Linked DNA regions of Homo sapiens: region 1 is linked to region 2. Evidence: chromatin contacts called from ENCODE Hi-C data. All regions are on one chromosome and are shown on one strand. Each heading gives the region's core, a stretch centred on a gene start or an enhancer-like site at or near the end of the contact. The rest is flanking DNA. Distances are from core to core; before and after follow the strand shown. Region 1 holds the start of MED6 (mediator complex subunit 6). Region 2 holds the start of PPP2R5E (protein phosphatase 2 regulatory subunit B'epsilon).

The links. A loop is a pair of places that touch in the nucleus more often than their neighbours do. Pooled maps may share reads with other maps.
Region 1: a loop to region 2 is called in a pooled map, with 10 times the contacts of the local background. The contact joins the promoter of MED6 here to the promoter of PPP2R5E in region 2. A Hi-C loop is called at or near these places in 2 of 50 pooled maps.

What each region holds. Positions count from the first base shown.
Region 1 is chr14:70,597,357-70,603,962 of GRCh38, reverse strand. It overlaps MED6 (mediator complex subunit 6), which reads left to right and starts at 3,308. Exons shown (of 8, transcript NM_005466.4): 1 at 3,308-3,347; 2 at 6,186-6,345. The coding sequence starts at 3,326. RefSeq lists an enhancer at 2,607-3,806.
Region 2 is chr14:63,538,928-63,545,820 of GRCh38, reverse strand. It overlaps PPP2R5E (protein phosphatase 2 regulatory subunit B'epsilon), which reads left to right and starts at 2,444. Exons shown (of 14, transcript NM_006246.5): 1 at 2,444-3,042; 2 at 6,129-6,292. The coding sequence starts at 6,136. LOC112268140 (loricrin-like) reads right to left here and starts at 3,037. Exons shown (of 1, transcript NR_158218.1): 1 at 1,157-3,037. RefSeq lists enhancers at 962-1,041, 2,129-2,338, 1,401-2,392 and silencers at 2,629-2,768, 2,809-2,948.

The DNA of each region.
Region 1 (6,606 bases), core at 2,059-4,558, 7.1 Mb before region 2:
TTTCATATTTCATTTATTATTGAATTAATGAAGTTTATTATTTATCTGAGGGCCATCATATCATCCATTCATTTATACATGAATTTGTTCATTCAACAAATATTTGTTGAACAGCTACTATATCAAAAACACCCTGCCAGAGACTAAGTAAGTAACACCAGGCAAACACAGACATGACCATGTCCTCACAGAGTTTACAGTCTAGAGAATTTTTTTTTAGAAAAGAGTCTGAATTCAGGCCAGGCAATTATAGAGGTATTCCTATAAGGAAGGGCACACATTTCTATAGGTACAGAGTGGGATGACATGACGTGTAAATTTAGAATATTGGAGAGAATGTTAGAGAAAGAAAAACGTAGTAACGAGGATCATGGTGTCAGGTATTTAAAGGGAGCGTGTGTGAAGGAAAGCTGTTTTTCTAGATGGTGATCTTATGGAGGAAGATGAGTACCACACATTATCAATTATCCATGAGCATCATTTCATCTTTAACCAATCAGAAATCATTCCCACTTCCATACTGAAGATCTTGTTTTTTCTCTTTTACTTGCATTCTCACATATTAAATTATCTAAGTTTCCAAATCCTAAAGCCTCAAAAGGTCATACTGTATATAGTGGAGGCAGGTACACATTTTAATATATCCTACAGAAAATAGATTACACCAGTATTACTGATTTTATGGAGGAGACAGTACATAGCAATTTTGTGTGCATGTGTGTATTTTTAACATAATAAAATCTTATTTCTTGCTTTGGATCCAGTTTAGGTCAGCAAGGTGGCTCAGCACCTGTGGTCAGTCATTCAGAGACCCCAGCCCCCCAACTCCCCATCACCACCACTTTCAATCCATGACCTTAGGTTTCTCTGGCATCTAGCTGGTGAATACAGAGAGAGAAAGTGAAGATGGAACCAGTGTTTTTCACTGTCTTGGCCTGGAGGTAACACTTATCACTTCCATTCACAGTCCCTTGATGAGAACTGGCTATGTAGCTCCATCCAGGTGCAAGGGTGGTGGAAAATATAGCTTAGCTGTATACCCAAGTAGATAATAAGTTTGGTGAAAAGCTAGCTCATCTGCCTCAGTCCGTCTCCTCATTTAAAAATGGGAGTAATAGCTTCTGCCTCATAAAATTGTTTTGAGGGAACAACTAGATAGTTCGTCAAAGTGCTTAGCACAGTGCCTCGTCCATAGTAAGTGGCTCAATAAGCACAACAAATACTTTTGACATCCATAAACAAATTTCCAGTCAGAACCTTTGTGGCATTCTACTCATTCAAATCTTTTAATAGCTTCCTATGTTCTTTGAATAAAAAATAAATTATTGACCAGGCTCTCTATCATCTGGCCCCTGCCTTCATTCCCAGTCTCTTTTCCCATCATTCATCCTTCACTCATACAACCCGGCTTACACTGGCCTTTCTGTGGTTCTCAGACCAACCCCTTTCCCACTGTAGGGTCCATGGTCCCCTCTGTCTGATATGCTTGTGCCCCAGCTCTTCACATGAGTGATTTGCTTTCATCTTCCAGGTCTCATCTCAGGTATCACTTCCTCAGAGAGGCCTGTCCTGACTGTCCTACCCAAAGTGGCTTCCTCCCTATCTTGTCTTCTCTTGTTTTTGTTACCACACTTTTTAATTTATATTTCTTTATTAACTGAAACAATTAATATAAAAGAAATAGAGATGGGATCTCGCTATCTTGACCAGGCTGGTCTCCAGCTCCTGGGCTCAAGCAATCCTCCCATCTTGGCCTCCCAAAGTGCTGGGATTACAGGCGTGAGCCACCTTGCCCTGTCTTCCTCAAGTTATCTTTCTAAAATGGAAGCTTGATCACATTTCTCCCATTGCCTACAAAATAAAGGTTGAGCTTCCAGGTCTTATTTACCATGCATACCATATGTTTTATTATCTACAGATCTGCATTCTGTCACTATTCTTCCTAATCTCCTTCTAGCCTAATCAAAACACAAGGAAACAAAAAACTAGAAAAACAAAACAAAAAGCTTTATGGATCACACTTTTTATTGGACACGATACTCTTCCTTTTTGCAATGTCCTCCCACTAGGCTCCCAACCAGGCCCTCCTGAAAAATTCTCTCTCAAAACTTTACTCTGTGCATGCACATACTTCTGTTGGGACACCTATTTTATACATACCATCTCAGGCAGAAAATTCCCAAACTGAAATGTACAGGCAACGTACTTTTATTCTACGGAGTTAACAAATTTTTAATTCCTTGTCTATGAGGTTGAAAATCCCAATTAAATTTCTGGTCTTCCCCTCTTGCTCCTGGGTTGTGGTTAAATTCTTGGGGAGTCTTCACAGTACCTAAGTTTTGGAGAAGATGTAGGCACCCGCCCTCATCCCTCCTTCAGATTTTGGCATCCTCTTCCTAGTATCTGTGTGTTGTTTGCATATTTCTGTATCGTTTTGCTTTTACAGAGCCACACTGAAGCTTGAGAATCTGAGGCTTTCTGTAGCTTCCCCGTACACAGAATCATTCCCTCTTTGGAGCCTTGCTACCTACTCCAGACTACTTGGAATGCAGACATTTGCTCATTACTCTGGGACCCAGGGGTATTCCCTTTCTCTTAATCTTATTAATATTTCACTTCAGAAGCATTTCCTGTGTTGTGAAATTTTTCTCAGAGGCTTCTTTAATTGGTTTAGATTTTTAATGGATTTAGTCACATAAAAGCCAATGACTCCCAAATTCTTAAGTCCTGTCCCATCCCAATACCTGAGGCAGGGAGAAAAATATAAATGACCATCGTTCCTAAATCTGATAGCTCAGTGGATACACCCGGGGAGCTTTTAAAATTAAGAGACACTCCCAAGCACAACTCTACAGCATCAGAATTTGTTTTCTTGACGATCACAGACGATCAAGGCAGAATTCTTCCATCAGTGGTGGGCGTGGGGCGGGACTCCACTCGGTCTTTCTGTCCTCTAAGTCTTCTAATTTTTTTCCCAGTAATCCGCCCTCCCGTTCTCCTTCTTTGGCCCATCCCTCTTCTAGTCTTTCCCTGCTCCCCTGCACCAATCTTTCTGCGTCCCGTCCCCTCCCATTCCCCTACCCCACCCCACCCCACCCCACCCCACGTTTCCCGCCTCCCGCGCCTCTCCCGCTTTCCGCCCCCTCGCGTCTCCTCCCCTCCCACCCGCACCTCCACCCCCTGCCTCTCTCCTGCCCGCCCCGCCCCCTCTTCCGCTCTACGTCCCTCCTCACCCATGCGCACTCTCTTCAACCCGCTGCTTCCGGCGGCCTAGGCTTACGTTTACTTTGCGCCGGAAAGAGAACCTGTAAACGCTCTCGGAATTATGGCGGCGGTGGATATCCGAGGTATACTGTATTGCTATATTTTGTCTCTTGATTGTCTGTGGACCAGTTTGGGATGTTATAGCTCGCGGTTTCAAGGTTTAGGTTCCTTTGTGTGAAGTCTCAAGCTTTTTTGAGTGGTTTTTGTGGACAACCCAAGGCTGTGATCTAGCGAAACGTTGACGAGTTTTTTTTTTTTTCTGAGTTCTTGGAGCGTCTCTTGGAAGCGTCGGAGAGAAGGGGTTGGAAGAAGCTCTGGGTTTTGAGCTTTCAGAGCTGGAGTTTTGTTCTACACACGTATCTCTGCAACAACATTAGGGCTATTCTATTGGAGTGAAGGAATGGCGTTTAGGCAGAGAAGGGAATGGGGTAATAAGCCAACTTGATTTGATTCATCTCTTGGGACTTGGCATGGTGGCTGCCTAATTCTTTAGACCGCGCCACACGGGTCCCTGAGCATGAATCCCAGATATTTTCTTTTTTTTTGAGTCGATAATACTTTACATCGAACGTCCAGCAATTATTATGGGCAGGGGTCGTATTTTTTTCACAGCTGAACTGCAGAAGTACTCAAATATTGAATCAGTCAGTGAATAAATGTATGGAGATGTCACCCCTTAACTGCTGCTTGATCTTGGGGAGCATGTAGAGTTGTTTTTGTGTATATAGTACTTGATTTTTAAAGGGAGATGTTTGAGATGCCTTTTTTTAATATTAACTGGATTGGGGTCTAACACATTTATTACAAATATTCTCATTTATACTTATCTGGCGATCTGCAGCACTTCTGGATCATGATTTTACATACGTGTCTTTCATTATTTATTTCATCACTTGCTGATGGTTAGAATGCTGTTAGAATGCTTGGGCTATGTCAACATGTTGCCTTGCTACAGAATAAAAAAGAGAAATATTTAGTTTATAAAATGTTTTACTTATAATTCAGATTGTTAGGATCATGGCAAAGACTCTAAAATAAGAGTGTGTTTGGTGTGTTAAAGGAACAGCAAGGAGGTCAGTGTGGCTGGAGGGTAGTGAGAGAGGATGTGGGAAGGAGATGAAGTCAGAAAGGTGTTGAAAGCTATGATAAGGTCTTTGGCTTTTCCTCTGAGTAAAACGCAGAGCCATTGGAGGGGTTTCCATCAGAGGAATGATGTGATCTGACTTTTTTTTAGGACTACATTGGCTGCTGGGAACAGTGTAGGAGGGCAAGGGTAGAATTAGGAAAACCAGTTAGGAGGCCATTTCTGAAAATGTTATTTCCTGGCCTGTTGTGTATTTGGTTATTGCATGATCCAGTTATGATGAACTATCTAAATGGTCTATACTAATTATTTGGTTATTAACGCACTTCATCTGTCTCCTCCTTTATTTTATAGCACACAAAGTACATTTTACCTTTATATAATTTTTCTCGGTTGAGTCACTTGGCTCAAAACTGCCTGTCACCTTGAATTAGGTCTGACTTCTTTGAAGATGCCTGAGGTAATGACAGTATAAGAGAGATTGAAGTTTTTCAACCAGTATTGTATAGGCATTTTGATGTTCATGATTTACACCTAGTGGTGTTCAGTACAGTCAGTGGTATGAAGCATCATGAAAGCCAATAGCCAATACAAGCTCATTTATTAAAAGTATCTAGCTCTATCATGTCTTTTTAAAAGCTATGATTTAATTCTACGCTAAATATGAAACCGTGTGGCTGTAGTTAAGGGAACTCTACTTCCTGTTTATCCCTTAGCTTTTACATCATTATCATCTCATCTACAATAATAGCTTCCTAACTTCTCTATCCCTAATTGAGAGATCTCAAACTGGTAGCTATAGATGTGTTCTCTTGGGCATACATGTTATTTGAAAATTTTGAATTCCTTGCCAGCATTAAGGATTTCCAATAAAAAAAAAAGTCCTTTCTAAATTTTAAATCTTATCACTTCTTCACCTAATGAAATTATTCTCTAAAGATATAATATACTTTATATTTTTACACCTCTGTATATACATTCTCTCTGCTTGGAATTACTTTGCCCTTTTCTCTGTGTAAGTTTTTATTTATTCTTTAACATACCGTGCTAAAACCCACCTTCTCTCCACATGAAAAATGATTTTCGTTTCCCCAGGTCCTCTGTAGTCTCGTAACACATTTCTTCATGTCTTTTTTTTTTGAGACGGAGTCTCGCTCTGTCGCCCAGGCTGGAGTGCAGTGGCGCGATCTCAGCTCACTGCAACCTCCGCCTCTTGGGTCCAAGTGATTCTCCTGCCACAGCCTCCCGAGTAGCTAGGATTACAGGTGTCCACCACCATGCCCGGCTAATTTTTTGTTTTGTTTTTTTTCTTTTTTTGAGACGGAGTTTCACTCTTGTTGCTCAGGCTGGAGTCCAATGGTGTGATCTCGTCTCACCACAATCTCCGAGACCTTCTGGGTGCAAGCGATTCTCCTGTCTCAGTCTCCCAAGTAGCTGGGATTATGGGCATGCACAAACACGCCAGGCTAATTTTGTATTTTTAGTAGAGACGGGGTTTCTCCATGTTGGTCAGGCTGGTCTCAAACTCCCAACCTCAGGTGATCCACCTACCTCAGCCCCCTAAAGTGCTGGCATTACAGGCTGAGCCACCGCACCCGGCCAGAATTTTTTGTATTTTTAGTAGAGACAGGGTTTCACCATGTCTTTATCATAAGACTTAATCATGTTATTGCTTTCTTGCATAATCTCTTCTGTTACATCATGAGAGTGTGTTGGTTAGGATCTATGTCATCCTTATATTCATAGTGCCTACTACATTTGATGTATAATAAATGTTTGTTGGATTGGATTCTTTCTATTTTTCTAATCCTTTATCATTTTGTTTTCTTTCCCATAGACAATCTGCTGGGAATTTCTTGGGTTGACAGCTCTTGGATCCCTATTTTGAACAGTGGTAGTGTCCTGGATTACTTTTCAGAAAGAAGTAATCCTTTTTATGACAGAACATGTAATAATGAAGTGGTCAAAATGCAGAGGCTAACATTAGAACACTTGAAGTAAGTTATTTTAAGAAGGTGGCACTTTTTCCAAATACAAGTTTTGCAATGAACAGTTCTTTCAAACTGTGGATCATGAAGTGCAGAGTAGAACTTTTAGAAGAAAAACTGGAGTTTTGTTTGGGTTTATGCAAATTTGACATGCAGGGTAACTATTAGTATTCACTTTTAACAGAGGTCTTTTCTGTATAACTTCATAATGTTTAATTACAATATAACAGGTTTAGATTTGGATCTGATGAGTGATTTTGGCAATGCTAC
Region 2 (6,893 bases), core at 1,195-3,694:
AAAAAAAGAAAAAAAAGATTTGATACTGAAGAGTCAGTTCTAACATTTTCTTCTTGTTCTCCCGTGGTTTATTTGCAAAGGACTCATAGAGTCATTTGTCTGTTTTATGAGGGTTAGTTTAATTAAACTTAGATAATATAATCAGTAAGTCCACTTAGTTGAATCCAGAAACTGCAATAAGAAACCGCAATAAGTCATATGTTGTCAGGGGCTGATTGGGTGGGCCCACCACTGCCAACCCCTAGGAATGGGTAACTCCCACTTTTCCCTGAGGACATCTCCTATGCTGTTCTAGGCCAAGGCACCATTCCATGGACTGAGGGCAGAGCCATTCACTCTATATAAAATAGTAGTTGACCGTAATGCCTTTTAGATTAAAATTAAATGTAAATATATTTCCTAATACTTTCTTTTACTGCATCCGAAATAGATTGTCTTGCACTATTCTTGGAGTACCGAAATCCCTGGGATACATGGGAGAAATTACTGGTCCAGAGAACAATTTCTCACATAGGCAAGGATGTTTCCATTTTAAAAAACCTGCTCATTTCAGTTGCTCAGCCATTTTATAGAAAGTGAAATGACTTTGAAATGAATTGTCTTTATAGAGATCCATAATTTGCAAGCAAAATCCCCACTCTATGACATGTTCTAAGCAACAGCTGTGAGAATTTCAAACGTGCACTATGCTTTTAACAGTTCAACTGTTGCCAAGGGAAATTGAATTGGCTTCAAAATCTTCCTTGGTTTTAATTCTGAATTTACCCTCAATCAAAGATTGAAGAAAACAGGTCCTTGGCTGGGACACTGAACTTTCATGAAGACTGTACAGGATATTGAGATATGGAAAATTTAAGGTTCTTGAGGGTAGGAACTAGACTGCTGGTATTCTATAGTTCATACTTAGTGGTGATGAACTTTATCACGGCAAAAGTGGGCACTAGCCATACAGTGGCCAATCATCTGGAGTCAGTAGGGGGAGACTGCTTCCATCTAAGAGTCATCTTTTCGTTTTCCATTTCAGTTCAAAGCAGGAATATTTTTATCTTTCATGGCACAAAATTATTTTTCCACTCAAGAGCCATTTCTGGGAGTGTGCAAAGAAAATTTCAAAACTCTAGTGTTTAACAACACAAACAGGAGAAATGCAAATGCATTTTTCGTTGTCACTTGTACATATGGTACATATAGTTTTATTTATATATAGCTCTATTCCCTAACCGTATCGAAAAGATGATATAATGCTGAGGGAAAAAACTAGGCTACAGATCGACACACATTATTAACATAAAGAGAAAAAATACTAAAAGGAAGTATGCAAATACTGTAAGTGGTTATCTCTGAGTTGAGAAAATAAGAATGTTAATTTTTTTGTCCCCCCCCCCAATTTCTAAGTTTTGAACAACTGGTACTCTGACGTTTGTAGTTAGCATTAATAATTTCTTTCTTCCTTTTTTCCTCTCAAAAAATGTACGTAGGGTGCATTCAAATACATTAATCCAAGAATATTATCTGGAAATGTACCATTTGGCCGTCTGCATTCACCAAGCATGCAAACACATCTCCAAATATCTCATCACTTGTTCTAGATAGATTTAAGTAGTCTTCTCCATTAACTCTTTCGGGTCCAACTTGCCAATTAAAATCTCGAAACTCCTAGTTTGGAGCTGGGTCTTTCCGAGCTCTGAGCAGTCGGCTGACTGGCGGGTTATTCTGAATGAATAGACTGCAAACTGTGGCGACAGCGTTCCCACCTGCATTAATTAAACGAGCGCTGGCTTCAACGCTACAGGGGTCTGATATTCAAAACAGACGTTTAAGGAAAAGGAGATGAGGTGAGAGAAAATTCGAAGAAGGTTCAGCGGAGAGCGACTGCTGGGGGTTTCAAGGGGCCCATTTACACAAGCAGTGGCACACCGGCACGGGCGGGGGATCTTATTCCTGCCTACGCATCACAGGGTCCCGTCCAGAGTGGGACTCCCCAAACCCTGAGGGGCCACACTAGCTGCAGGGCGGGATCAAGTCTCCGGGGCTCCCCGACCCTTAGACGACCCGAGCCCTTGGAATCCTCCGGTCCAAGACGACCGCCGCCCAAAGGCTCCGCACAGCACGGAAAGCCAGCCCGCTGATCCGCTAGTCGCACACCTCCCGGAATTAAAGAGCTCCTCTCAGGCCCAGCGGCTTCTCACTTCAGCTTGCCCCACTGCCGGGCGGAAGCGGCGGCTGCACCGCCCGAGATCGCGGCTGCATCCGGGTTCCTCAAGCTTCGGCCCAATCCTCGACCTTCTCTCTTCCCACCCTCCCGTTTCTCCGCCCTCCTGCCGCCAATCCCTGATCAGGTCTCAGCCGAACATGCTGTCAGGGGAGTGAAGGCGGATACTGGCCAATGAGGCCTCGCTTCCCGTTTGAAGTCTCCAGTGGGCGGGCGCCGGAGGCGGGCGCTGCTGGCCAGAAGGTTCGGTTGCGCGTGTGCCATGGACTCAGCCGCCCGGTGATATTGACAATAGGAGAGAGAAAGGGGCATTGACTGGGACCCACCGCGGGTAGCGAAAGGTGGCTCTGGCAGCGGCGGCTCCAGCTCCTGCGGCTCCTCCTCCTTATTCTGTCCCCTTCTCTTGCTGCCGCTGCAGATCCAGTCTTCCTCCCTCCCTTCCCCCCCTCCCCACGTCGTCGCCGCCGCCGCCGGGTCCGGGGCAACGAGCTGAGGCGCCGCCCGCCAGGAATGTGAGCGAGGAGCCACCGGCGGAGCCGCAACGGGGTCGGTGCCGATTTGATGGGACGGGCCCGCGGGGGAGGATCGTGAGGCCGCCGCCGCCACCGGAACGCTGAGGTTCGGGTCCGGCCGTGAGGCCTAGAGGCTCCGCCGCCGCGGAACCGGAGGGACCCCGTACCGGACAGCCGTCGCCCCAGGCTCCCCGCAGCTGCCCGGACCTCCCCCTGCACGTCCCGGTCCCGCCGCCCGCCCCCGCTGCGGCCACCTCGCCCGTCTCCCGCCCCTCCAAGCCACAGATCATCTTTGGATTCTTCCCCAGAAGCTTCAAGGTAACTTAGTCCCTCCAGCACCGCGGCTCGCCCGCTTCCCTTCTTCCTCCCGGTCCTCCTGGGGAACCTATGGGGCACCGGCCTTGGGAAGGCCTGGCCGGGCAGGCGAGGGGTGCGGTGGGGTGGGGTGCGGGAGCGGGAGCGCCCGTCCCACTTGTCTGATTTACCTACAAATGCTTCTGATGATACCTCTCATTCACTCTGCCCCCTCCCCCCTTTTTCTCCACCTTCTGGGATTGGAGGCGTTTTCTTGCCCCCCTTTATCCACTGGCGGGGGCGGGGAATAAAGAGGGGTTTGGTGTGAGGAGGATTCTCTAGCAGCTTATCGTCTCCAGGGCTTGGGGTGTGGGTTAGGAGCAAAGGGAGTATGTAAGCATCCCCACAGACAAACCCCTTCCCTGTCTTTCCCTACTTCCCCTTACCCCCTTTGGATTATCCTGAGCCATGGAAATGCCCCATGCCTGCTGATTAGAGGATGATAAAGCTTCGGGAGCCCTGGCCCAGGGCGAAACCTGTTTCCCTGGGCTTTGCACGGACCCGCTGTTACCTTACGTTCAGTTTTGCAGTGCTTCAGGGTTGCGATCCTTGACGTTTATTCTGGGCCTCGGGCATAAGGGGTAAATGATTTTTTTAAAAGCTACCTATATATCGTCTGTAGAGATGAGAGATAAGGAATAAAGAAGAGACGAAAAGAGTGATGGAGGAAGAGGATTTACTGAAATGTTGTAGTGTTAGAGTTAGAGTGAAGTCTAAATAATTCACATACCCGAATGGAAAATCGGCCCCTAAATTTACAACGTACAAATAAGATGTGGAGCTTTTGGCTGATGCAGTCATTTTGATATTTTAAAGTGATCTTAACATCTATAGTCATTCATAGTTTGTGATTCTATTTTGAATCCATCACATTATATTAAGGCTAAATTAGGTAGATTTTTAAAAACTTTTTTTTTTTTAAAGAAAACCAAAGAAGACTTCCAAATTCCAAACGTCAACATCATATGTGTGCATGTGTTTTAAAATGTTTTTGTTATTTTTACATTGTCAAAATCCACGTAATCCAGGTAACTTTTTATTCTCACGTGTTCAGGAAGAAATTCCCTTACTGTTTTATTTAGAAGTTAAAAACCACTTGTCTTGTCTATTGGAATGACAGGTGAGTAATTGCATTTCAGCATTTCCCCCATATGCATTCTTTCTATCCGAGTCTGCCATTAGTCTTGCATGAAGCCTCAGTGCCATGGAAATGATGGCATCTGTTTAATTTGGTGAATGAAATTAAGCTTAACGCTTGTTACTTTCAGGAAATAGCCTTCATTTTAATAACTCGAGAGGGTTAAACAATTCAAAAGTGCTATTCAGTTCCGTAAGTTTGATGGAATGAAAATTGGTATTTGATGATGAACTTCAAGGTCTAAACCTCAAGGGAACTCAACTTGGTTGTTTCAGTAGGCTGTGAATTTATGTTTTCAGTTCAACTTTGGTGCTTGATTTTCTCATAGTTTTTATTAAGCGTTAATAACGTAAGGTGGCTTCATTCAAAAAGAAGACTTATTTGAAATATTTTAATTATGCCTTTTATGTGTTTTGTTTAAAGTAATCTAGCCTGTCCTCATTTGCAGTGTGGTATAGTTTATCATAGCTAACATAGCACATCCCATTAAAAGTTATGCCTAGATAGTTTCAGTAGTAGTAAATTTCACCTTGCTGTGATACATTGGTATAGATTCTTGAAGTACACTAAGGGTTTTTCAACTCCAGAACCCATTCATAATATTAAGTATCTTGGGAAAATGTATCAATGGAAGTTTTCCAGTTACAGAATAGCTCCAAAAATTACTTGAAGATGTGAAGAGCTTTGCAGTTAGAAAATGGGCAGGCAGCATAGATTTCTTTAAGCCTAGATGAGTATCTTTAATGCTTATAATGGAGTGGCACAATACATTAGAGTTCTCATATTGTTTCCGTGATACTTAAATTATTTTCACTAAATTTTCATGTTTTCCTGTTAACATATGACTTTTCTTTTCTTTGTTTGTTTCTTTTTTTTTTTTTTGAGAAGGAGTTTTCCTCTTGCTGCCCAGGCTGGAGTGCAATGGCATGATCTTGGCTCACCACAACTCCGCCTCCCGGGTTCAAGTGATTCTCCTGCCTCAGCCTCCCGAGTAGCTGGGATTACAGGCATGCGCCACCATGCCTGGCTAATTTTTGTATTTTTTTTTTTTTATTAGAGATGGGGTTTCTCCATGTTGGTCAGGCTGGTCTCGAACTCCCAACCTGAAGTTATCTGCCCGCCTTGGGATTACGGGTGTGTGCCACTGTGCCTGGCTTTTTTTTTTTTTTTTTTTGAGATGGACTCTTGCTCTGTTGCCCAGGCTGGAGTGCAGTGGTGCCATCTTGGCTCACCGCAACCTCCGCCTCCCAGGTTCAAGCGGTTCTCCCTTCTCAGCCTCTTGAGTAGCTGAGATTACAGGTGCATGCCACTGCGCCTGGCTAATTTTTGTATTTTTAGTAGACACAGGGTTTCACCATGTTGGCCAGGCTAGTCTCGAACTCCTGACCTCAAGTGATCCACCCACCTCGGCCTCCCAAAGTGCTGGGATTACAGGTGTGAGCCACCGGGCCCAGCCCTTTTTTTTTTTTTTTTTAAAGGACGGAATCTCACTCTGTCACTCAGGCTGGATGGAGTGCAATGGCGGGATCCTGGCCCACTGCAACCTCCACCTCCCAGGTTCAAGCGATTCTTTCACCTCAGCCTCCCGGGTAGCTGAGATTACAAGCACCTGCCATCATGCCCGGCTAATTTTTGTAATTTTGTAGAGACTGAATTTCACCATGTTGTCCAGGTTGGTCTTGAACTCCTGACCTCAAGTGATCCACCCATCTCAGCCTCCCAAAGTGCTGGGATTACAGGCGTGAGCCATTGCACCTGGCCAAGATAAGACTTTTCTTAACTGATTTTATTTTCTTTAGCACATATTCCCATTTTCATGAATATTGTATATGGGAATTTTAGAATTTGTATAACTCACATGTATGCTTCCACCTTGGGAATGTATGGGTTTATGATACTTCTTTCTCTTCAGTAGGGATATGTCCTCAGCACCAACTACTCCTCCATCAGTGGATAAAGTAGACGGATTTTCTCGGAAGTCCGTCAGAAAAGCCAGACAGAAGAGGTCGCAAAGTTCCTCACAGTTTAGGTCTCAAGGCAAGCCTATTGAGTTAACACCTCTGCCGCTGCTAAAAGGTAAGGCTCATGACCAGGTGATGCATTCTTTTTCAATTGATCTTTCTACATCTATATATAATTTCCTTTTTGTAGAGTTTTATATGTGTTGCAAATTGAAGGGATGGGATACTTCACATACATTGAAGTTACTAATGTGTGACCAAATATACCCACTCTCCTTTTTAAAGGCTCAATTTAGTCTGTCTTTGGGCAAGTTAAAAGAAACATTATCAGGAGAATATCTCACATTGATGAGTAGGTAAACTAAGTACTAGAGAAACTTTAAGATGTCTGGGTTTGTGTTTTTCATTTTTTCTTCTGTTGACGTTTAGGGATACATTATATACAATGACAACTACAGATTATGGTCTTAGGAAGTAGACCCTAGTAGAGGAGATGGTACCATTCATTAATTTACATATAGAAAATGGTATTTGGAAGAATTCGTTTTTAAAAATCAAGAAAAAAATGGTCCATTTATAGTTGTTTACATGCACTCTTGTTTTCACATAGTACAAGTAGAAAAGATATACCTTTCTATGTACAAGTATGATGATCATACTTGTTTAGTATGATCTTTTCTTTGAAATTTGTTAATTTTTTAATTTTAATTTTTATC